Linked DNA regions of Homo sapiens: region 1 is linked to region 2. A link is an interaction called in ENCODE POLR2A ChIA-PET data of the cell type or tissue named here. Cell type or tissue: Panc1. All regions are shown on one strand. Links, peaks and the distances in the headings refer to the core of each region. The heading gives the core; the rest is flanking DNA. Region 1 overlaps EPB42 (erythrocyte membrane protein band 4.2). Region 2 overlaps FRMD5 (FERM domain containing 5).

Evidence for each region. ChIA-PET counts read pairs that join two places held together with the same protein. Peaks named below come from ENCODE experiments on the same cell type or tissue, not always from the same donor. Only the 100,000 strongest peaks of a DNase experiment are listed, where the experiment ranks them.
Region 1: POLR2A ChIA-PET joins it to region 2 with 8 read pairs; 1 of 35 experiments calls an interaction of 5 or more read pairs at or near these places.

Annotation. Positions count from the first base shown.
Region 1 is chr15:43,199,817-43,207,816 of GRCh38, reverse strand. EPB42 (erythrocyte membrane protein band 4.2) reads left to right here. Exons shown (of 13, transcript NM_001114134.2): 9 at 376-618; 10 at 1,188-1,487; 11 at 4,542-4,702; 12 at 5,840-5,973. Among named protein-coding and RNA genes, the nearest start is that of EPB42, 17 kb to the left of the region's middle. RefSeq lists a silencer at 3,232-3,526. In Panc1, for the core only: CTCF peaks have their summits at 3,114 and 3,315 (motif pointing right); a DNase peak (open chromatin) is centred at 3,295; H3K27me3 peaks cover 287 bases.
Region 2 is chr15:44,082,117-44,099,033 of GRCh38, reverse strand. The region is part of intron 1 of FRMD5 (FERM domain containing 5); the gene reads left to right. Among named protein-coding and RNA genes, the nearest start is that of FRMD5, 100 kb to the left of the region's middle. In Panc1, for the core only: no CTCF peak of the experiment used is centred there; DNase peaks (open chromatin) are centred at 6,662 and 11,023; H3K27ac peaks cover 2,197 bases.

The DNA.
Region 1 (8,000 bases), core at 1-8,000, 890 kb after region 2:
ACCCAGGAACAGAAATGGCACAGAGCCTGGCACCTAGTAAGTGCTCAAGAAAGGTAGCCCTATTCCTGTCATATCCATAGTAAAGCTGGCTTGAGAGCTCCTCACGCTAAATATGACCCTCTGAGCTTCTGCCTGTCCAGTTCCTGAGAGGGCTTCTGCCAGGGACCATGACCAAAAAGTTTTATCACTAAATAGTTGATCACTAAATAGTTTCACCTCTGTGACTCTCTCAGAAACCCTGCCTAGTGCTCACCTCTGACCTTGGTCCTCGTGGAGGGAAAATAGGCTAGAGGATGGGGACTGAGGTTACGCAGTTCTGAACTGAGCAGAGGTCTAGGCGCAGCTCCCATGCTCACCAACCTTTCTCTCCCTCAGTCCTGGGGTCCTGTGATCTGGTGCCGGTCAGAGCAGTCAAGGAGGGGACGCTGGGGCTGACCCCAGCAGTGTCAGACCTTTTTGCTGCCATAAATGCCTCATGTGTGGTCTGGAAGTGCTGTGAGGATGGGACACTGGAGTTGACTGACTCCAACACAAAGTATGTTGGCAACAACATCAGCACCAAGGGTGTGGGCAGTGACCGCTGCGAGGACATCACTCAGAACTACAAGTATCCTGAAGGTACGGGCCAGGGAAGGGCCCCAGGCTTCTCGGTACCTGAAACGGCAAGCGAGGGAAAGGGATGGGCCTGGTAGATGCAGCCAGAAAGAGACTTGTCCTTTCCGCATCATATAAAACAGGGTTTCTCAACCCCATTTGACACCATTGACATTTGGGCCCAGATATGTCTTTGTTGTACAGGCTGTGCACCCTAGGACATTTAGCAGCATTCCTGACCCTCAGAGGAAGTCTAAATTCTTTCACATAGGAAAATTCAGTTCCCTGCAAAACTGTCCTCAGAGACAGTGTTGACTTGTCCCCAACCTTGCTCTCTCATCATTCAAGGGGAGAATTCATAGCACTTGAAAAAGAACTTGGTCCTTGAGTGGTTTGGAAGAGACACACTGTATCGGTGGTGGAGCTGCCTGACACAGACATTTTTGGGCTAAATATGGCCTTAGAGGCTTGCTGAGTTCTTGTGACTTTGGCATTTGAGCAGAAGTGGGTAAATGGTTTTGATTCCCAGGGTTTTATTAGAAGCATTTATACCACCCGGGTAAAAGGTCAGCTTTGTTTCTTCCCTTCTCCAGGGTCTCTTCAGGAAAAAGAGGTGCTGGAGAGAGTCGAGAAAGAGAAAATGGAACGTGAGAAAGACAACGGCATCCGTCCTCCCAGTCTCGAGACTGCCAGTCCTCTGTACCTGCTCTTGAAAGCACCCAGCTCCCTACCCCTGAGAGGGGATGCCCAGATCTCAGTGACGCTGGTTAATCACAGTGAGCAGGAGAAGGCAGTGCAGCTGGCAATTGGGGTCCAGGCTGTACACTACAACGGTGTCCTTGCTGCCAAGCTCTGGAGGAAGAAGCTGCACCTCACGCTCAGTGCCAACCTGGGTAATGCTCTATGGCCCCACCAGACACCCCCCGACACACACACACACATGGCCCCTGCCTTGGGCAGGCAGCAGCCACAGGGCACCCCCTGCAGTCTCTAGAGATGGCTTTGAGCCCCTGCTGCTCACTCTCATGTTCTCTCTCATTCATTCATTCAACACATATTTATTGGGCCTGAAGCAGGAAAAAAACACGATGCCAACTGCAGTCAGATAAGTAAACAGACCCTTCGTAGCAGTGTGAGAAGTGTTTGCTGAGTTTAACAGAGTACAGTGGCAGGAGAGCACCTCCCCCCAGGCTGGAATAAGCTGCCCCCAAATAAATTGTACTGCATGGAATCTGGAAGGATGAGTAGGAGAGTAATGGCCAGAAAAGTAAGTCTTGGCATTCCAGACGGAAGGAGCAACGTGTGCAAAGGGCCCTGCTCATCCCTGAGGTTCTTTCTTAATTGGTCTGAGATGGGGTCCAGGTATTGTTTTTTTCTTTTTTTAACACCCTGTGTTATTCTACAGTTAAGATTCCCTGAACCAGAACAATTGTTTTTAAATTTTGCTGCACATTAGAATCACCTGGGGGAAGTTTGATGCTCAGCCTGCATCTCAGGCCAATTAAATGACAGATTCTATGGTGGGCTGGACGCAGTGGCTCATGCCTGTAATCCCAGCACTTTGGGAGGCCAAAGTGGACAGATCACCTGAGGTCAGGAGTTCAAGATCAGCCTGGGCAACATGGTGAAACCCCGACTCTACTAAAAATACAAAAATTAGCCAGGCTTGGTGGCACACAACTGTAATCCCAGCTACTGGGGAGACTGAGGCAGGAGAATCGCTTGAACCCAGGAGGCAGAGGTTGCAGTGAGCCAAGATCATGCCACTGCACTCCAGCCTGGGTGACACAGTGACACTCCGTCTCAAAAAGAAAAAAAACAAAAACTCCATGGTGGAACACATCAGAATTTTTAAAAACTGAAGTAATTCCGATGTGCAGACAAGTGTGAGAATCAGTTGACGAGAGCTTGTCTACAGCATTGCAACAGCCTTCTAACCGGTCACCTCACCTCCAGTCTCTGTATCACTCTTCCCTTTCCAAGCATGGGAGGAGTGGAGTTGGGAGAGTGGCGTGAGAACTGGACAGGGCCCAGGTGACACAGGGTCTTGTCTCTCTTGCTAAGGAGTTTGAGTTTTGTTCTCTGGGTAATGGAAAACTGGTGGAAGGTTTCAACCAGGGTAGTCAATGGAATCAGAAATTCATTTTAACAAGAAAGAACTTTTGGCAGAATGGAATGGAAGGGGTCATATAAGAAGAGTGCTTCTTAACCTTAGCTGCACATTGAGTCATCTTGGGAACTTTTTTTTGGGGGGGGGGCGGAGGGGGCAGCCTTCTGAGCCAGAGTAGGTTCAGAGACTCCGATCATCTGGGGAACTTTTAAAAATACTGATGTCTGGGCTTCATCGCCAGAGTCTGATGTAACTGATTTGGGGTGTGGCCTGGCATTGGGATTGTTTTGTAAAGCTCCCCACTTGATTCTAACATGCATCCAGTCTTGAGAACCACTGGATTGAAGATGAGAAGGTTGTGTAAATCATCAAGTCAAGAAATCAAGGCCAAACTAAGCTAGCAGCACTTAGAGTTAAAACATATTAAGGAGTTGAGATAGATGGGGCTTGTGAATGTGTGAATGTGTATATGTGTGTGGTGGGTGCTTCTGGTTTGGGTGAGTCACTAGAATAGGAAAAATGGGGAGGAGCAAGTTTGGGGAGAAAAAGGATGGATTTGGTTGTGGCACATTGTGTCTGAAAGCCCGTGACACACGCAAGTGGAGCTGGCCAGCAGGTGGCAGGAGACCTTGGTAAGATAAAGTTCTGGGCTGGAGCTCAGACGTGGAAATCCCAGCACAGGGGGGCCAACAAAGAGTCAGGGCATAGATGAGCTCATGGCAGTGGGGAGAGGTCAGTGAGTAGATGAGAGGGTGAGGAGGGAACCCAGCAGCAGCAGCAGCATTTAGGGGGCGATCAGAGGAAAAGCAGAGTAAGGGAGGTCAAATAGTCAAAGAAAGGGGGCACCCAGCAAGGTCAGCAGAAAGGGCACGAGGTGTCAAGGCTGAAAAGCACCATTAAGAGAGTGGACTTACAGAGAAGCTTCCTGGGCGTTAAGCCAATTGCGTTGGGAAGGTGAGACAAACTGTCTAGTCCTCCCTGGAGGCATGACAGGAAAAGGTGAGGCTGGGGAGTAGTCAGCCAGGGACACTGGGCAGAGGGAGAGAGTTGAACCTGCTTCTATGCTGAGGAAAATAAGCAGGCAAGAGGGAAAGAATGGAGCCTCAGGAGAGATGGGTTAAAATTGATAGTGCTATGCTTGGGGATATGAGACAACTAGAATAATTGTAGCTCACATTTATCAGGCACTTACTATTTGCCCAAAATGGTGTTAAGTGCTTTATATGCATCATATGCATCATCTTGTTAGCCCTCACAACCACGTTCTGTGGCAAGAACCATTGCTATCCCCACTTTACAGATGAGGAGATGAGACACAGAGAGGGTCGTTAATTTACTCAGGGTTACACAGCTAGTGTGATGGGGTCAGGATGGGGCACAGATTTAGAAAGCAGAGGATTCAACTTAGGCAGGGGGGATACCTCATCCCCTGAGCAGTAGTGACAGTAGGAGTAGATATTTCTTCTGTAAGGTGACAAAGCGAGACCCTGTCTCTAAAACAAAACAAAAACCCTACAAACAACACAAACCATCCCACTAGGTAGGCATTATTAGACAAGGACACTGAGGCCGAAAGAGCTTAACTTGTTCCAGTTCACAGGGGACCCTTTCCCAACCCCACTGAGGTGGTCTGCCAAGAGCATTGTCGGGGTTGGTGATGGGGATGAGGGTGAGGAGTGAGGTCTTGAGTGAGTTCCAAGTGTACAATTGCTGGGGAAAATGGTGCATCTTTCTGGCCTCAGTGAGGCCCTGAGTCCTTTGTATTGTGTGTGTAACTATGGCTGTTTCTGGGGTACATACACCTGTTGCCACTGACTCCACCTGTCATGTGTTTCAGAAAAGATAATAACCATCGGCCTGTTCTTCTCCAATTTTGAGCGAAACCCACCCGAGAACACCTTCCTTAGACTCACCGCCATGGCAACACACTCTGAATCCAACCTTAGCTGCTTTGCTCAGGAAGACATTGCCATTTGTAGACCACACCTTGCCATCAAGGTAGGCACCAGTCCTCCCCTGAGTTGCCCTCGTCTGCCACCACTCAGGTCCCCATTTCAGAAGGAATCCAGGCCCCTTCAGAGCAGATGACTGTGCTGCAAGATTACCAGAAAATGCTACATTTAAGAGCTCCTTCCCTTGAAAGACATAGTTTCTTACATGCCCTATTAAGGTTTAAATCTTCCAACTTCTTTAGTTAAGTAAAGGTTTCTAAAATTGGGGCCTTCCCAGTTACTGCCTCCTACCTACAGGGATCATAATAGCCTATGTTTATTTAGCACCTCATACACATGCCAGAGGATTTTCAGCTCCTTTATTTCTTTCTAAGCCCTGTGAGGTAGAACTGTTCCCATTATTCAGATGAAAAAAGTGAGCCCTAGAGAGCAACATGCCCAAGATTATAAAAACAGGAAGTTCTAGAGGCTTATGGCTCTTGGTCCAGCCCTCTTTCCATGTGTCTACCCTGGCCAAAATGAATGAGATCTGATCCCTGCCCGCAAGCAGGTTATAGTTTAGTTAGGGAGACACAACATTTGGTCTTCCAGATAAGTGCTTTAATAGATGCACAAAGTTGCTATGGAATAAGTGAAGCAAAGGGAATTAATTCCAGCTGGTGGGTTTGGGGATGACCTTATGAAAGAGATGACATCTATGCTGGGCCTTGAAAAATGGGTACCCTTTCAGTACAGAGGTAGGGGAAGGCCACTGAAGACAGAAGAAGACAGCAAAGAGGTGTAATGGAAGGTAGCGTGAGGCGTGTGCTGGGGATGGAACAGTCCCTGACGGGGCTGGGATGTCACTTAGTCATGGGAAGAACAGGTGAGGTGGGAGAGGGGGTTTGGGGACACACCATGAAGAACGTTGAATACAATGTAAACTGAATTCCCAAGACAGTGGGAAACCCTCCAAGGGGTCTGCATAGAGGAGAGGCGACATCAGAAATCATCAGTGAAGGACCAAGGGTGGGAATAAATGCAGGAAGAGCAGGTAGAGCGGTAGAAGACATCAGCTGTGAAGTTTGAGTCAGCTTGGCAGAGATGAGGAAACTTACTGAGGAGGGTACAGGGGTGCATGGGAGGAGAGAGTGACTGCAGCTGTGCCCTTGGCATCCACACCAGGTATTGCCTCTTCCCACAGATGCCAGAGAAAGCAGAGCAGTATCAACCCCTCACAGCCTCAGTCAGCCTCCAGAACTCCCTAGATGCCCCCATGGAGGACTGTGTGATCTCCATCCTGGGAAGGGGGCTCATTCACAGAGAGAGGAGCTACAGGTAAGTGATGGCAGGCTTCTCATCCCCCTGAAATGTCTCAATGGGTCAGAAAGGCAGGGCCCAAGAGAGAAACTCTCTCTTTGCCATGTCCATGCAGACAGCAGATACCCCTAGAAACTAAACTAAAGGATTAGGGCTACCAAGTGGCTTCCCTCATCCTAGGACCACCATATCTGCAGGAGGATGGGAGTGAGGCAGGCTGTGCGGGCCCCTTGGGCACCCGCCTGCCCTGGTTGCTGCCCTGATCCTGCAGGGAGAGCCTGGGTGTTGCTGTGAATATAGGCGAGGGCATTAGGGCTGGGTATTGGAGAGTAATGAAGGGAGGACAGGCTATCTTTCATTGTGGTCAGAGGGCTACATTCTGGTAGTCACCACCACAATATACAATTTTGTTTAATTTATTCCCTTTTATTCCCATTTTCACCACCATCCTTCATATCCTTTTATTCGTACGTATAAAATGTGTACTGTTGCTTTCATGAGCCTGTACTTTTAACTTATATAAATTTATATTTAATTGCTTTCTTACTTTTCACTCAGAACTATGTTAAGATTTATGCCCATATGTCTTCTGCTACATAATATTTCATCGTGTACACCCACCACTTTCTACCACTCCACTCCACAGAGATGGGCACCCAGAGTGCCTCCAACTCTCTGACACTGCAAATAATGTTGCAGTGCACATCCTCACACAAGTCTCCTTATATACTTGTTTGAAAATTTGGTGGCCAGGCCCGGTGGCTCACGCCTGTAATCCCAGCACTTTGGGAGGCCAAGGTAGGTGGATCACAAGGTCAGGAGGATCGAGACCATCCTGGCTAACACAGTGAAACACCGTCTCTACTAAAATTACAAAAAATTAGCCGGGCACAGTGGCAGACGCCTGTAGTCTCAGCTACTTGAGAGGCTGAGGCAGGAGAATGGTGTGAACCTGGGAGGCGGAGCTTGCAGTGAGCCGAGATCACGCCACTGCAGTCCAGCCCGGGTGAAAGAGCGAGACTCCATCTCAAAAAAAAAAAAAAATTTGGTGGAGTCTGGGGATATATACCCAGGAATAGAATTGCTGGGTCCTAGGCTATGATGTGGTTTGACCAGGTACTGTCAGATTTGCAGAATGGCTGCAAGAGTCTCCACTCCCTCCAGCAGCACATGAGAATTTCTGTATTCCTACCCCTCCTTCATTCCTGGCAATACCCAGCTATTAACATTTTCTTCCAGTCCAATAAAAATGAAGTAATATCTTACTATTATTTTAATTGCAACTCTTCATATGTTTGTTAGCCTTTTATGTTTTCTTCTCAGTAAGTAGTTTGTCTTATTTTGCCCACTTTTCTTTTGGTGTTTCTGTGCTTCCTTCTTATTGATCTGTAGAAGTTTCCTGTATAGTCCAGGTATTAGTCCCTTGTTGGTTTTAGACGTTGCAAATATCTTCTTTCATTATGTCTACTGCATCCTTAGTTGAACAGACAGTATAAAGTTCAAGATACTTACTCCTACCCTCCCTGAGGTCCCTAACAGGTGTGTGGGTTACTGAGCCACTGCCTCAGCCTCATGAAACTTAATGAGACATTCTTGCCAAGAAATCAAGAGAAGGGACTGTCAACATTTAACCATACTTTTGTGGTCTCCCAAATCAGTTGTGGGGCAAAGCTCCCCAAAGGAAGTCTGTCACCAAAAGAAGGTTTATAGGCAGGCCAGGAGGTTGCTGACAAGGCTCCAAACACCACCTGCTGACATACTGACATCCTCTCAATAAGCCCTGCTACATCCACTGTGCTTAGCAATAAGCAAGGGTTCCAAAGCTATAGCTCTTTATATTAGTTCGTGTTCACGCTGCTGATAAAGACATACCCAAGGCTGGGAAGAAAAAGAGGTTTAATGGGACTTATAGTTCCACATGACTGGGGAGGCCTCAGAATCATGGCGGGAGGTGAAAGGCATTTATAACATGGTGGTGGCAAGAGAAAATGAGGAAGAAGCGAAAGTGGAAACCCATGAGAAACCTATCAGATCTCATGGGACTT
Region 2 (16,917 bases), core at 3,658-11,657:
CCTTAACCTAGGAAACTGAAAGATAATGTTGTCGTGTTTTTGATATATGACTGCTGTCCTGCTCAACTTTATAAACATGTCCAGGAGGTGGGGAGCAGTTTGCTACTCTTCATTTGCAAATCAATTATCTTTATATAAGTAGCAAATAGTCTATTTTAAAAGCTCAAAAGATAATTTTTAAATGAGAATTTGCTTTGCATGAAGTGTGTAGATGTTGGAAAAAGGTGACTTTGTCTAATTATTCTAATATATGAAGTTTAAAGGAATTAAGAGAATGTAAAAAATGGAGGCAGTAAAACGTAGAGTCTTCTTTAAGTCACAACTGTGACAGGGTCTCTTCAAGAGGCATCAGAAGTGACAAATGACCATTGGTGAGGAAATGGTACATTTGCAGTTTGGGTTCATAGTTTTCTAACTCTGTGGATAAAGAAAGACTCAAGGCTCTGACAGAAACTAAGTCATAGATTGCTTTTCTGCTTATGTCTCTCTCTCTCTTTTTTTTTTTTTTTTGAGACAGAGTCTTGCTGTGTCGCCAGGCTGGAGTGCAGTGGCATGATCTCGGCTCACTGCAACCTCTGCCTCCTGAGTTCAAGTGATTCTCCTGCCTCAGCCTCCCAAGTAGCTGGGACTACAGGCATGCACCACCACACCCAGCTAATATTTGTATTTTTAGTAGAGATAGGGTTTCACCATGTTGGTTAGGATGGTCTCGATCTCTTGACCTCGTGATCTGCCCGCCTTGGCCTCCCAAAGTGCTAGGATTACAGGCGTGAGCCACTGCACCCGGCCTTGTATCCCTTTTAGTAGAGAGTATGCTTCCTGTTCATTGAAGAGTCAGGTGACAGAGAGTAACATAATCATTGAAGCTTGGACTTTTTATTTAGTTTTTTGTTGTTGTTGTTTAGTTTTTTTTTTTTTGTTTTGTCACTCTGAACTTTTGGGAGCATGGCATTACTTTCTGGCTGCTTTAGGCATTTGGCTCTTGCTGATGCACATAACACAGGGTCAGGCCAGGTTCATGCTGCTGCAGGTCCTTTCTCCCAGACTTTAAGAAGATGACATTTTACATTAGGATGCAGTAAACATGTCATTCAAAGGCCATTCTGCAGCTCCTGGAGCACAAAGACTTGCTGAGTTTGCCATGATTGCATGCAAATTTTTGAAAAGTCAAATGCATGTATAAAACAGTTTGTCAGGCTGCTATTGGAGGAAAACAAGAACAAGTTGAAATCAATTGTTTGGGAAGAACATTTTGGCATGGTTTCTCTGAAGTTGAGTAAACATAATTTGTCCTATGTACCCATCTGGGCACACAGTAGCAGTCCTTCTGCCCACGGAAGGAGTTTGCACACATTAGACAAATTACTAGTCTGAATCTCCAAGACACAGATAGACGGTTCTGTGTGTGTATATATTTGTGTTTATACACTGTAACATATTATTCTATATACAGTGTTAAAGGCAGAGCCCTCCCCGAGGTACACTGCTTTCTTCAGAGCTTCCCTATAGTCTGCTCTGGTAGCACCTCCTACTTCTTTTAAGGTTAGTACAGGAGCCCCTCTTCTTGTCTGGTTGACCTGGACACTTTCATAGCCATGTCATTCTAAGGGTTCAGGTCTGACCCAGATAAGCCCTAAGGCCCAGACTGCTTGTCTGAAGTCTCCCAAGAGCACAGTTTTGCAGAGGCAAAGTGAGGCTTTGCTAAAGGCACTTCAGAATTTTTCTACAAAGCTTGCTGTTCCTACAGGTGAGGGTAGCTGTTTTTTTCTCCCCTTAGGTTTACTTTACTCTCACTCATCAACTCTGGCAAAGTGGATTTAACCATCAGATGTATTCTTTATTTCAGAGAACAAAGTGGTTTTGTTGGACTTCTTGTTCTCTCACTAGCTTTTGTGAAGGAAAAAAATCCTGCATGTTCCATACTAAAATGATAGCATTATAATTTTGCATCATTACATTATTTAACTGTTATCAGTAAATCTATGAATAAACTCTTCGAGACATCCATTCTCTACTTGTGTTTGTTGATTCATTATCATGCTTTTTGTACTTTCCAAAGCAGACCCCACATTTTTTGTATGAAGCATCAATAAGGGTGAGATATGGCAAGGGTCACTCACCATCATCCCTGCTTATCACTGTCTCCTTTCTTGCTCCTGACATTTTTCAGTGAGTAGTACCCCTGTGTGACAGCTGGAATACAGAGTGGTGACTGCACATTGACCTTAAGAACACATTTGTGGTTGTGAAATGGGCTGGGTCAAGGACTGCCCTCCTGCAAATTCCCTTCTACAAAATTTATTTTAAAGATACACACTACTAGGCTGGGTGTGGTGACCTCACTTACAAAGTGCTGTAATCCCAGCACTTTGGGAAGCTGAGGCGGGTGGATCGCTTGAGGTCAGGAGTAAAAGACCAGCCTGGCCAACACGGTGAAACCTCGTCTCTATTAAAAATACAAAAATTAGCTGAGTGTGGTGGCTCATGCCTATAGTTCCAGCTACCCAGGAGGCTGAGGTAGGAGAATTACTTGAACCCAGGAGGCGGAGGTTGCAGTGAACCAAGATCACACCATTGTACTCCAGCCTGGGCAACAGAGCAAGACTCTGTCTAAAAAAAAAAAAAAAAAAGATACACCGTACTAGATTGATCCTTCAGTAATACACTGTAGCATTTGTTTTAGGTTGTTAAATGAGTGGGCTTATGCTACTACGATTGCTTTAGTGTTTATATAGCATAAGTGTGGCATTTGTGATTAAATGGATCACCCTGAGTTGGAATGATGGACATAATTTAATTTACTCTTTTTTTTTTTTTTTTTTTTTTTGAGATGGAGTTTCTCTCATGTTGCTTAGGCTGGAGTGCAATGGCGTGATATTGGCTCACCACAACCTCTGCCTCCTGGGTTCAAGCGATTCTCCTGCCTCAGCCTCCCGAATATCTTGGATTACAGGCATGCACCACCACGCCCAGCTAATTTTGTATTTTTAGGAGAGATGGGGTTTCTCCATGTTGGTCAAGCTGGTCTCAATCTCCCGACCTCAAGTGATCCACCCACCTCAGCCTCCCAAAGTATTGGGATTATAGGCGTGAGCCGCCGCACCCGGCCAGTTTACTCTTATGTAGTAAGAGTAGGTCAGCCTTCCTGGAGTCTGTTAAGGATGGAAGTGGGCTTTCAAGGCCAGGCCATATCCAGTCAGGCATGCCTTTGAGTGCAGCATACAGTTGGAAGGACTAGGGCAAGAATGGGGAGAAGGTATAGGAGCAGTTCCTTTATCTTAGTGGGTTTCCAGTTGGCCATGCCAGGAGGGAATAAAGTAACTGAACTCTGGAAAAGCTACAGAATCCTGCTGCAGGGGGTACATTTGAGGAGAAGCCAGAACATTAAATGAAGGTAAGAAAATGCAAGAAAGAAGAAGCAGCACAGGTGAATCAGAGCTCCTTCAGCAACATCTGACAGGGGCTCTCTTTTGGGCATGAAGCTCAGGGTTCATTTTTAAAGTCATGCTAAACAGAAACTGTGAATTCAAGCCAGGCGTGTTGGCTCACACCTGTAATCCCATTACTTTGGGAGGCCAAGGTGGGAGGATTGCTGTAACCCAGGAGTTTGAGACCACCCTGGGTAACATAGTGAGACTCTAACTCTACAAAAAATTTTTAAAAATTAGCCAAGTGTCGTGGTGCATGTCTGTGGTCCCAGCTACTCGGGAAACTGAGGCAGGAGGCTCTCTTGAGCCCAGGAGATTGAGGGTGCAGTGAACCACAGTTGTACCACTGCACTGCAGCCTGGGCAACAGAGCAAGACCCTGACTCAAAAAAAAAAAAAAGAAAGAAATTGTGAATCCCCTGGAGGTGCTTGTTAGATGAATGGAGTCCAAGTCCTGTCTCATAGAGATTCTGATCAGGTCTCAGATGGACTCGTGGAATCTGTATGTTTTCAAATGCTCTAGATGAGTCTTATGCTTGGGTAATTTTGAGAAATACTCTGCTGCTAGATTATATTAATCCTGTTGGGTGGGACTCTATGTCGGCTGGCTCCCTAGGGGTCCAGTGAGTAATGCATCGTGAATCACTGGATCATGGTCATGTTATATCCATGGATATAATAATTTTGTCAAAGCTTTCTAGAGAGGCCATTTCAATGTGTCCCTCAATGAATTTTCCTAAAACTATCTATCAGCACAATTGAAATTTGTGGATGAACTTGGTCTGATTAAAGAGATGAAAAATGGCTTTTGAACTAATTGCCCCTTTATCTCCCAAAGTGTCTTTCAGAATATTGATATTCATATATCAGTAGCTCAGAGTGAATATTAGCTGCAAAATAAAACAGGAATCATAGGCTTTGGGTTTACATTATGACACAAAACTTTTAAGTGTGTGACCTAAAATAATTTGTGCTACAATCAAAAGAAAATGTTAAATAAAATGGAAAATAAAACTCTTAGATTTCTGTACACTGGTGATGAATAACTTGAGCATGGTAGGAGCTTGATAAATACTAGAGGAATTCCAACACACTGTTTAGTGGGAGTTTGGTGGCTCAATAAAACGTTTATGTCCTAGTTAGGACTAATGGGTTGTAGGTGTCTGAGAAGAACTCGAGCTAGCCTTAGCAGAAAGAGGGGTTTATTATAAGGATGTAGAGGTTGCCAGACCTAAGAATGGGAGCAGCTGGGCCTCAGAGAGAGACTGGAATTAGGGGACAAATGGAAAGCCAGCCCGGACCTAGGAGGTGCCCATGCTCCCTCTCCCTCTGCTTTTGTTTGCATATCTGCCTCTTATCTATATACAGACAAGATTTCTTTGTTCCACAGTCTACTTGGTAGAAAAATCACCAAGCTGCAGTACCTGAGTAACTCATGAAGACACTGCCTTGATTTGTTGTCATGATTTCAATTCCAAACTCTCAGGAGAAGAAATCTGACTGGCCTGGCTTGAGTCAGTTTGTATCCTGGGTTCATGGTAAGCACATATGCCAGAGTCCATATGTTTCTGGAGATATGGAATGCAATGTGGAGGTATGGTCTTTGAGAAAGAGGGTTCTTGCAAGCTGATTCATTCACCCCAAAAATGCAAGTATTATGATATATAATGGTGAAGACTTTTATTATTTTTTTTTTCAGTGGGGCTGGGTTGTATTGCTCCATTAAGATATTAGGGGCCGGGCGTGGTGGATCACGCCTGTAATCCCAGCACTTTGGGAGGCCGAGACAGGCGGATCACAACATTAGGAGATCGAGACCATCCTGGCTAACATGGTGAAACCCCGTCTCTACTAAAAATACAAAAAATTAGCCGGGCATGGTGGAGGGCACCTGTAGTCCCAGCTACTCTGGAGGCTGAGGCAGGAGAATGGCGTGAACCCGGGAGATGGAGCTTGCAGTGAGCTGAGACGGCGCCACTGCACTCCAGCCTGGGCGACAGAGCGAGACTCCGTCTCAAAAAAAAAAAAAAAAGATAGCATGGTTGCAGTGTTTTGTCAACCAAGTATTGTCTCTCATCCATGCTTTTGCATAATCTAATGGATGTAGTCATTTCTACCCTTCTTCACCTGACTAGCCTCATTCAAGTTCAAGTTTCAGATTAAATAACTCTTCAGGAGAAGTGCTCATCAGCCAGTCTTCCTTGTTGCTTCATGCCCTTCCCTTTCCCTACCCCTGATAAGATCAAGTTGTTTTTTTTTTGTCCTGAAGGAAGGAATGGAAGAGAGTTTAGAAAATATGTACATTCCTAAAAATACTCCCTATCTAATGTATACAAGTTTCTGTGCTAATTTTTATAAGTAATAAAAAGGGAGTAATGGCTGGGTGCGGTGGCTCACGCCCATAATACCAGCGCTTTGGGAGGTTGAGGTGGGTGGATCACGAGGTTAAGAGATCGAGACCATCCTGACCAACATGGTGAAACCCCGTCTCTACTAAAAATACAAAAATTAGCTGGGTGTGGTGGTGCGCGCCTATAGTCCTAGCTACTCGGGAAGCTGAGGCAGGAGAATCACTTGAACCCGGGAGGCAGAGGTTGTGGTGAGCCGAGATTGTGCCACTGCACTCCAGCCTGGCGACAGAGTGAGACTCCATCTCAAAAAAAAAAAAAAAAAAAAAAAGGCAGAGGATAGAACAAATATACAATTACTATAATGCAAAGTAAGATAAAAGTTTCCGAGGACAGTATAGGGAGAGAAACATTAGGATGTGGGGTCAGCGAAAGACTTTATGAAGGACATTTCACTTTAGACAGGCCTTGAAATTTAGATTAAGTTTCTAGAAGGTGATGTGGGTAGAGGTGGGAGAGGATTCTGGGTGCAGAAGTCAGAAAAAAATAGCATGGTTGTAGCAAAATTCTAGATGAGCAAAACCCATTTCACTAGAACAGAGGGCAAGGGTGCAGTAGGAGATAAATCTGGAAAGGATCACTTAGCTCATATCCTATGATGAACACAGTGAGGAAATTACACTTAATTCCATTGGCAGTGGGTTGATGAATTTTGCACAGAGTATATCATTAGAATGTAAGCTTCATGAGATAAAATGACAACAACAACTGTGTGTCTTTTTCTCTGACTCTTTAGAGTCTAGCACAGTGTCTGGCATAGAGAGTGTGTGCTTAAGAAATATTTGTGACTTCGTGAATCACAGCTGTATCTTAGCAACGTTAATTTGGCAGCACCAAATAGAATGAGTTATAGGGGAAGACTGGGAGCTGTGAGACCAATTTGGAGGTGAATATGGTAGCTTGGCTGAGAATTAATGAAGACCTTTGAGCTGAGCTAGAACAGAAAGGATGGAGGCTGACTGGTAGAACATTGTGGAAGTGGAATCTGAAGGACTAGACATACAGGAGAGGCAGAGACCCTTTCAATCAAGGGACTAGATTCCCAAAACAGAGGGACTAGATTCCCAAAAGAGAGTGACGACCAAAAGAAAGAAACCTACACGTTACTGTTTTATGAGAGAAAAATATGAAGCAGTTATTCCCCTTGCTTTTTAAATTAAAAATCGGGAGCATTAAACTTAAATACTTCAAAGTCTGCTTCTCTTGCATCCCATGTCGTCATACAGTGAGGTGCTCTGTTTATATTTCATGTAGGATGTCAGGCCTCACCTCTATCCTAAATTCATACATAGGCACTATGTATTTTTCCTTCCTCTCTTGACTGAGGGGAAGCAGGGAGAGAGGAGAGTAGAGGCTCAGGCAGCACACAATTCTAGAGAAAAAGCAAATCCTGTCAGTTAAAAAAAAAATTCCCATGGATGGAAGAAAATTAAGATAAGAGTTAGCACTGGCCTAGAGTTTCTTTTCTCAATAAAAAAAAGTTTGTGGAAAAAAGATGAGTATTTAATGAACCAGACACCATATATATAAGGGTATTTCTTATATACCTCCTTCTGGAACTTAGCACTATAAGATTCATTCAGTTACTGATTCCCATTTTTCCCATCACAAAATCTTGTTCACATTAATGTGCTGTGATTTATCTTCTTCCAAAGTCTCTTGTGCTTAGAAAAGAGAAGCTAAAATTAGTTAGGAAAGCATTCATTAAGGACTGGATCATGGGCATTCCACTAAGCACTGGTGATAAGGAGACTTATAAGTTATGTTTTATGTTCTTAAGGAATTTATTAACCTGGTTGAAGAAACAGGATATATATGTGTGTGTGTGTGCATGTGCGTGTGTGTGTGCATATATATCTATATATATCAGGCTATATATGTAAAATGTAAATAATATCATAAACATATGCCAAGTGCTAAATAAGCTTGATTTCATAATGCTTGTTTCACAAACAGGTTAAAAACCACCAGTCAGGTATACTGTAACACTTAGGTGGATTTAACATTTTCTTCTCCTGAAGAAAAATACTTAAGTATTTCCTAAAGATTTCATTGAGAGAGAAAATTGTGTTTGACAAATTAAATAGAATACCATTATTAATAGCTTACAGTTGCTATAAATTGATCTCAAATGCTTGGTACTTGAATAATGGAACAGGTTCTGTGATTTATAGTGTAACTTCATTAACAGGTGTTTCCATAGTTACAGTGCTCTTTGTGCAGGGTCCCCAAGCTGGTTGTGTTAGGTTGTCTTGAATTGCCCATTTTCTCAGATTGGGTATTTGCAGGCTTTAGTAATGGAAAGAATTTAGTTGTCATGGTAAGGATTCATAGTAGTCTTTTAAAAAAATTCAAAACATGGGACATAGAGTGATTAAAATACAGCACTTTCTTTGGAAATAAGTACTATAAGACTTAATTTAAACATGCACATTGTCAGAAGAAAATTGCAGTTATTCGCCCAGGCACAGTGGCTCACGCCTATAATCCCAGCACTTTGGGAGGGTGAGGCGGGCGGATCACCTGAGGTCAGCAGTTTGAGACCAGCCTGGCCAATACAGTAAAACCCCATCTCTACTAAAAATATAAAAATTAGCCAGGCATGGTGGTGGGCACCTGTAATCCCAGCTACTCGAAAGGCTGAGGTGGGAGAATTACTGGAATCCAGAAGGTAGAGGTTGTAGTGAGCCGAGATCACGCCATTGCTCTTCTCCAGCCCAGACAAGAGTGAAAGTATCTCAAAAAAAAAAAAAAAGTAGTTATTCATCTCTTTGGTAATTTAGACAGGGCTTCCATAACATTTTATCTTTAATTTTAAAATATTGAGCTAGCTATTGTGGCTAAATCTTGTATATTCTGAAATATAGTTACAAATCAATTGGGACATCTAAAGAGAGCAGTACTCACTAGGGATTTTATTTACATCATCTCAGTAATTTTATGGGCAAGCATTCTGAGGATCTAGGAGATTAAATAACTTGCTTATGACCTTGCAGCTTATAAATGGGATCTAAAATTGTACCCTGGTGTGTCTAACATTCACCTATACCACAGATTTTCAGATTCTTGGCCTCAACTTCAGGATAGACAAGTTTAAAATGGGAATTCAAGTAGGAGCTCCCTAAACATAGATTAAGTTCAAGTGAAGTGAGGGACGGAGGTGAGCATGCATGCACGTGTGTGTGCATGCAGGGTGTACACTGCTGAGAGATACTGTGATGGAGGCCTTTGCTGTGTTCTTTCTTTATGATAAAGAGTGAGAGAGGTGGAAGACAAAGTTTCATTAGGCCCTTAGGCCTAATCAGCCACTTTCTCTTTGTTCCTGCTTTATAATAGGCACTTCTGATGTCTTGACTTACCTGGCTACATGCACTACAGACATCTTTCACTGAAATTCTGTTTTTTATGTCCCAGTTCCTTTGCTTCTGCTTGCTCTGACTGCAGAAAACCACCCAAATAAAATGCCTTCTATTAGGAAGTGACCAACTTTTTTTTTGACGTAGGATCTGGCTCTGTTGCCCAGGCTGGATTGTAGTGGCATGACTTTGGCTCACTGCAAGCTATGCATCCTGGGCTCAAGTCATCCTCCCACCTCAGCCTCCCAAATACCTGGGACTACAGGTGCATGCCACCATGCCCGGCCAATTTTTGTATTTTTTGTAGAGACAGGGTTTTGCCATGCTATCCAGGCTGGTCTCCAACTCTTGAGCTCAAGTGATTCTCCCATGTGGACTCCCAAAGTGCTGGGATTACAGGCGGGGACCACCATACCCAGCCCTGAAAAACTTTTTAAAGGACAAGCAGACATGCCTGTTTATCTCCTGGAAACTCTGGTACTGACAAGGAGTGGTCAGTTCCACATTACACATATACTTAAAACCATCGTTAATAGTTTTATGTGGTGTTTATTTTCTTGTTCTATATATAAAAATGGACTCACAAAGATTTAAAAGCATGTCTGAGGTTATAAAGTACATTCATGCTGTAGAGTGGGAAAAGGGAGGGCAAACAAATGTGAGAAACATGGATAGATCTGGAGACACAGAGTCACCATCTTTCTGTCCCCTCCTGTGCTGATAAATTCTTTCTATTATATCAGTCTGCTGGCCAACTTTTATTTTCTCTTGAAACCTGAGTTTTTAATGTAAGTCTGTAAAATAGAGAATAAATATGAAAGTTTATCAGCAATATTAAGAATCCATTTATATTATACATTAAGGAGTTCCTTGAAGAATAAGCCACTTTGACTGGGTCAGGAGAAAACCACTACTGAGTGAAAGAGCTTAACAGTTTAGGGGCTTAGGGTCTTACGGCTTTGTAGTCAGACTGAACAGGGTTCAGATCCCATCTCTGACATCACTGGCTGTGTGCCTTTGGGCGAGCTAGTTAACCTTTCTAAATCTCAGCTTCCTCCTTTGTAAAATGAAGATACTAGTAGTTTTTGTCTCCCAGAGTTATTGTGACAATTAAAGGAGAGCACATATATAAAGTACATCATAGTGCCTGGCATATGGTATGGAATGAATAACTGATAGCCTCCAGTATTGTTTTCTCTCCTCTTAACTTCAGTCCTGAGTACCTCTCTGTACACCCAAGGTTTTGGGGGAAGGAAGAAGAGAAAACATGAGGAGGGATAACCTGAAACAGTTGATAGCTGTCAGAGGTGCACACATGGAATCAAAACATGTGGAACAAGAATCAGGGCATCATTTCTCTTTTCTAAGTCCTGATATTACTTAAATAAATATAATTATCGTGGAGTGGTCTTAAAGTTGTTGGATTTTTACCATATATTTATGATTCTGTTTATATTAAATGTTCAGAATAGGCAAATCTATAGAGACACAAAGTAGATTAGGGGTTGCTTAGAGCTGGTGGGGAGAGAGTTAATGGAAAGTGAGGAGTGACTGCTAATGGGCACATGGTTTCTTTCGGGAATGGTGAAAATGCTCTAAAACTGATTGTGATGATGGTTGCATAACTGTGAATACACTAAAAACCATTGAATTTTATATGTTAAATGAGTGGGATTGTGAATTATATCTCAATAAAAATGTTTAAAATTGGGGGAGTTTTTGCCTATCTCAACTAGAATGTAACTTTCTTGGAGAACAGGACCTATATCTTTCCTCTCTAAACACTCAGCCTAGCATAAAAACTAGCACATGGTAGATGTTCACGAAATGCTGAATAATGAATGACTCCTTGAGTAAGTCCAGGACAGAATTCTCAGACAATGTGACTCACCATACAGGAATTACTTCAGCTAGAGTAGTTTTACTTCAACTCAGTGTAACTATTGGGCTTTCAATTTTGATTTTATTTGCATTCCCCAAAGAGTTTGAACATTGCTGGGCTGGAACACCAAATTTTATTCCTAAATGCAATTTACTCCTTCTTCAATGCCTGGGATGATGATGATGATGATGATGATGATGATGATGATGATGATGATGATGATAGCAGCTGATATTTACTGAGCACTTTCTATGCTTCAGGCACTATTCTAAGCATTTAAAATAAATGAATAAATATGTGTATGTATATCTCATTTAATCCTTACAACAATTTTGGGATGGGTTCTATTATTATTCTCATGTTTCAGGTAAGGACATTGAGGAAAAGTAACTTGCACAGGTTCAGGCAGGTAGTATGTGGTGGAGCCAAAGTTCAATATTGCAGGAAAACCTATACTTTAAACTACTGCACTAGAATGTGCCGTAATGTTTTGGTTCATATATTTCAAAGGAACCTGCCTTGACTACTTTCTCCTCTGAATTCATTGCATATGTTGACTGCATTACTCTTAAGTTTATATGTTATTACGTGTTATAATGTAGGGCTCTTTGTGAGTTCTACTTACTCTATTTTAAAACTTGGGCGGGCGCGGTTGCTCATGCCTGTAATCCCAACATTTAGGGAGGCTGTGGCGGGGTGGATTACCTGAAGTCAAGAGTTTGAGGCCAGCCTGGCCAACATGCTGAAACCCCATCTTTACTAAAAAATACAAAAGTTAGCCAGGTGTGTTACCACACACCTGTAATCCCAGCTACTTGGAAGGCTGAGGCATGAGAATTGCTTGAACCTGGGAGACGAAAGTTGCAGTGAGCCAAGATTGCACCATGCACTCTAGCCTGGGTGATAGAATGAACAAACAAAAAAACACTGGTAAGGGCAGAGACTACCTCTTTATCTGTTTCTAACAGATAAAGCCATTGTTGTCCTGTGTTGCCCTTATATTATCAAGACCATGAATGATGATGATTTTTACAGTGAATGGAAATCCTTTCCATAGTACTGCTTTATTTTAAGGTCAGTATCCCTTTTATAATACAAATGTTTCATAAAAGCCATGATTATTACTTTTTAATGACAGACTAATCTTTGTCCCTCACCCCTATCAGTCCTACTCTTTAAATATCTCCATCCATGGAAGTACTCTATCAGTAGGCCAATATTCACCTTTTAAAAATTGTGGTAAATACACATAATATAAAATTTACCAATGTAACCATTTTTAGTGTATCATTCAGTGGCATTAAGTACATTTACAGTGTTATGTAACCTCATCACTCACTAGTTCCAGAATACTTTCATCACCCCAAAAGGAAACCCACTTAGCAGTCACTCCTATTTCTCTCCTACCTGCAGCCCCTGGCAACCACTAATCTGCTTTCTGTCTCTGTAGATTTGCCTATTCTGGATACTTTACATAAATAGAATTATCTAATATGTGGCCTTTGGCATCTTTCACTTAACATACTACATTTTCAAGGTTCATCCATGTTGTATCAAGTATTAATACTTTATTCCTTTTTACAACTGAATAATATTTCATTGCATGAATATACCACATTTTGTTTATCCATTCATCTGTTGATGGATGTTTGGGTTGTTTCCATCTTTTGGGTGTTATGAATAGAGCTGCTATAAACATTCATATGTAAGTATTTGAACACCTGCTTTTAATTCCTTTGAGTGTATTCCTAGAAGTGGAATTGCTATGTCATATGGTAGTTCTATGTTTAGTTTATTGAGGAAACTCTAATATCCCTTGTATAATTTTATAGATATTGTATAACACATATGGATATTATTGCTTGTATCATTATTAAACACCTCTGTTTCTCTCATTCCTGCAGTCTTCAGGCCCTCTTGGTTCTACCTTTTAAAATTATCTCCTGAATATGACAGGAGATAATAAAAAAGCTTCCATTTCCATTCAAACCATCAGACTCTTAGTATATTTTACCTAACCAGTTGCTAAGTGATTTGGGCAAATTATTTAATGTCTTCAAGTCTCCATTTCATTATTGATAAGATAGAGGATAATGTATATATGGGGTTGTCATAATTGAGATAATACATATAAAGCTCTTAGCCTTCTGATTGCATAATAGGGCTCAATAAATGTTTGTGATTATTAATAATCTTTTAACTTGTCTCTCTTCCTCAGGTTTGGTTACCTCAAAATTCATTAGCCATACTGCTGGTAGAGTAATTTTTCTAAAATGCAAAATTAACCATTGCTTCCCTATTTTATATTTTCTTACAACTCTCTATGCCTATAAGATAATGCCCAGACTTGGTTTGAGATACCCCTCTTTGGCTTCTCTTGCCCTATGTGGCTCCTTATCAAGACCAGTATTGGCATCCTAACCACCCACAGGGCTGCCATAGTATCAGGTCATTTGCTTTCTCTTCTGTTTTCTTACTTAATTTTTCTACTTTGACCTATGAGTCGTTGCCTTATCTTCTTGAAAACTTAGCTATGTATTTTTAAAAAATGTTTGCTATATTTTATTCTGAAGTTTCTTTGAGTTTTGTTGGCAGAGGCTTTTTAGGTTATCTGGTCTACCCTATTGACAGAAATAAGTCTTTTTTATATTTCTTGTCTAATCTCCTGTCTTTCCACTTTGCTTCTCAAATAGGAGTTAGGGCTAGAAGTGAGTTCAGTGTATCTTTATATTCCTAGGCTCTAGAACATAGTGCTTATATAATATCTATTTAATGAATATTCTCCAAACCACATTGTTTATTTGGAATACCTGTTCACCTTTTAAAATTCACAACAAACTGATTGTTGCAATTGCCAAATAAGAATCTATATAAATGACAGCTGCTGAGTGAAGTTTGTACGTAGGGGAACATTTCCTGGTAGCCATATTAGATTTCCATAGGTAAATCTCTTGGTGCTCAGATCACAGTCATTTGTGTGTAATGATATCTGGATGTGGTTTATACCACACCCCCAGATTGCTTCCCCAGATTGTATATCAAAGTCACGATCTTTTGGCAGAATTATAATTGCCCATGGGGAATGGTGGCCTCTGAGTTTCATAGCTCAGGGATGTATTGTTGGAGCTGCTGTCAGTTTTTCACTAGAGATATAACAATTGAAGTGTCTTACATTTCTATAGTTCTTTTTAAAAAACAAATTTGAGATACAACACATACCATTTAAAGTGTACAATTTAAATTTAAAGTGTACAATTCAATGGAATAAAAGCTAAAGGATTATTAGCCTGGAGAAGAGAGAAAACTTATAAGAATGTGACAGCTTCCTCCAGTATTAGAAGGTCTATCATGTGGATAATATACAAAAAAGGTTTAAGTCTGTGCTGTGTTGCCCCAGAGGGAAGAACCAGGAAGTTGCAAGGAGATAGATTTATATCAACATTTATATCTGAATTCATATCAGAAGAATTTCTAACAGTTGGCATTAGTTGAAAATAAAGTGGGCTGCCTCGGGAGTTCATAAAACTCTCCAACAATAATAGTATCCAAACAGGAGCAAGATGACTGGTAGTGGGGAATTCTGTAATGGTGATTCAGGCATCCCATGGGTTGTATTAGGTGATTTCTGCGGTCTCTTTCTACCATGAGAGATTGATTCTTTGAAGGCTAGAGAAAACAAAGGGAGAAGAAGTTTACAGCTTGCAAAACAGGGGGTATGTATAATGTAAAGATAGGTGTGTTATCATCTTCTTGAAATTTGGTAGTCAAAACATAAAATTTGAGATTAGCCGCCTCATTATATAGGTGGGACATTCAGATACAGAGGTTATTAAACATTGCCCAAGGTCAAATAGCCAGTCAGTGGCAGAGTTGGAACTAGATTCCCTATTGTTTTAAGACAAATAATGGAATTATTCATTTTAATAATTAAGATAAAAATAATTTACTGGATGGAAAAACTGACAGGTCCAAGACTAGGTTATGACCACATCCTTAATGTATTATTAATGAAAGGTAGGTATGTTCAGGATACCTTTCAAGCCTTTTGAGGATAAGATCAAACAGTACAAATGACAAGCTTTACTACAAAACTTACCCTGGTGCTGCTGACAGAAAGAAGATATTGAACTGAATGAACCACTGATTTAACACACAATGGCTTTTAAACTGTGTATGTCTTTATGTCTTTTCTCTGTTTGCTTTTATCATTGTTTTTGAATGTTTTATTATTTCCATAGTTTGATCCCATGTGTCCCGTTTTATTCCAAGTCCACTTTTATCTCAGCGTCTTGAATGGTTAACACAAACAACAAATGCATTAAACAGCAAGGCATTGTAACTTCTAACATCAATAACAGTAAAAGCAGTAAGACATTCAAGAACAATGAAATAAAAGCAGTGGGGGAAAAAATCCTGGGTTCAGTTGAAGCTCGGCTAGGTGTATATCAGCCAGTAGTGAAGCTTGAGCAGGATCACAGAGGTTAGAAACAATTGTTCCAGACTATGAATGGACAGCAATTCTGTCCTCCAAATTTAAACACATAGCATTAAAATATTACAATTAGTAACCATGCAAGACTGGCATGAGAAAATGAAATCTAATCTTGATCCTTGTTTTAAATATTTTAAGAGGAGTTTATCAAATAAATTTTCTTGCTTTAGTGGATGCATTTAGAAGAAATGGGACCATATAGATTTGTCCTGTGAGATTACATGTCTTCATCTTCTTCCTAGCATACCAAAGAGAGTAGGATATTTGCATATTTCCAGTTCTCTTTTCACTTTCTAAAAATCACATGAAATATCCTGTGATATTTATATATGACCACTGAGGTCCAAAGGTAAAAGAAGGGCATTTTAATCTGTCTTTTAAGGCATATAATCAGAAAGTGTTTGAGAAGCTTGTCATGAATTATGAGCACTTTCAGTGAATCACGTACAGAGTATTTTCAGCACAAAATCCTGTGAAATTTAGGTTCATAATTGCATCACACTCCTTTGGTACCATTGTTGGAGTCAGAATTCACTTGGGAAAACACTGACTTAATTGGCAAACTTTATCTCTTCTTCCTTCAGTACACCTGCAAAGTGCTTATCATAATAGGAATTATGCTTGTTCCAAGGAGAAGCTATCCTTGTGAATTAGCCAATTAGCTAGTGTTTCATATCTTATCTTTCATTCCCAAGCCTGTGATTTTTTTCCTCTAAGTACCAACATTTATTTGTGAGCTTGCAAATTGAAATGTATGTATTCCTTTCCTTGACATCTCATCACTGTGTAATATGACCTTCAGCTATGCTTTTAGGAAATGATTATGTATGTCTGAGTTAAAAAAATATCTTCAGACTGTTTGTGGAAACTGATTTTTTAAAACAAATTTTAAAGGAACTTCCTGTCTCATAGAATTTCTTGGCATATAAAACAAGGGAGTCTTCAATAGAAATGAAAGAATACTGAATGCAATTTGTACAAAACAGCATATTTGGCTGTCAATTATGGACAAAATCACCAGAAATCAAACACCTGGTCTCTCCAGGGAGGAGGACTGATTGTCACATAGCAAGAATACTGGCTGACCTAGCATAGTTCAATATATGGGGTGGAGAGTATCTCACCACCAGAAAAGTCATTTGAGAATACATTTAAAAATATATTAGTTTGGTTTTGCCAGTGCAGACTTATTCTCGATTAGCAGATAGAGTGTTTTTGAAGGAGATTTGCTGCAACCTTTAAACTCAACTTTTCCCCTCTGTGTTCCGATATGAGCTAGTGGCGTATGGGGACCCTTACCTTTGTTTTGTAGAGTTAATGTGAGCAAGAAAGAATTTGTGTGAAATTTTGAA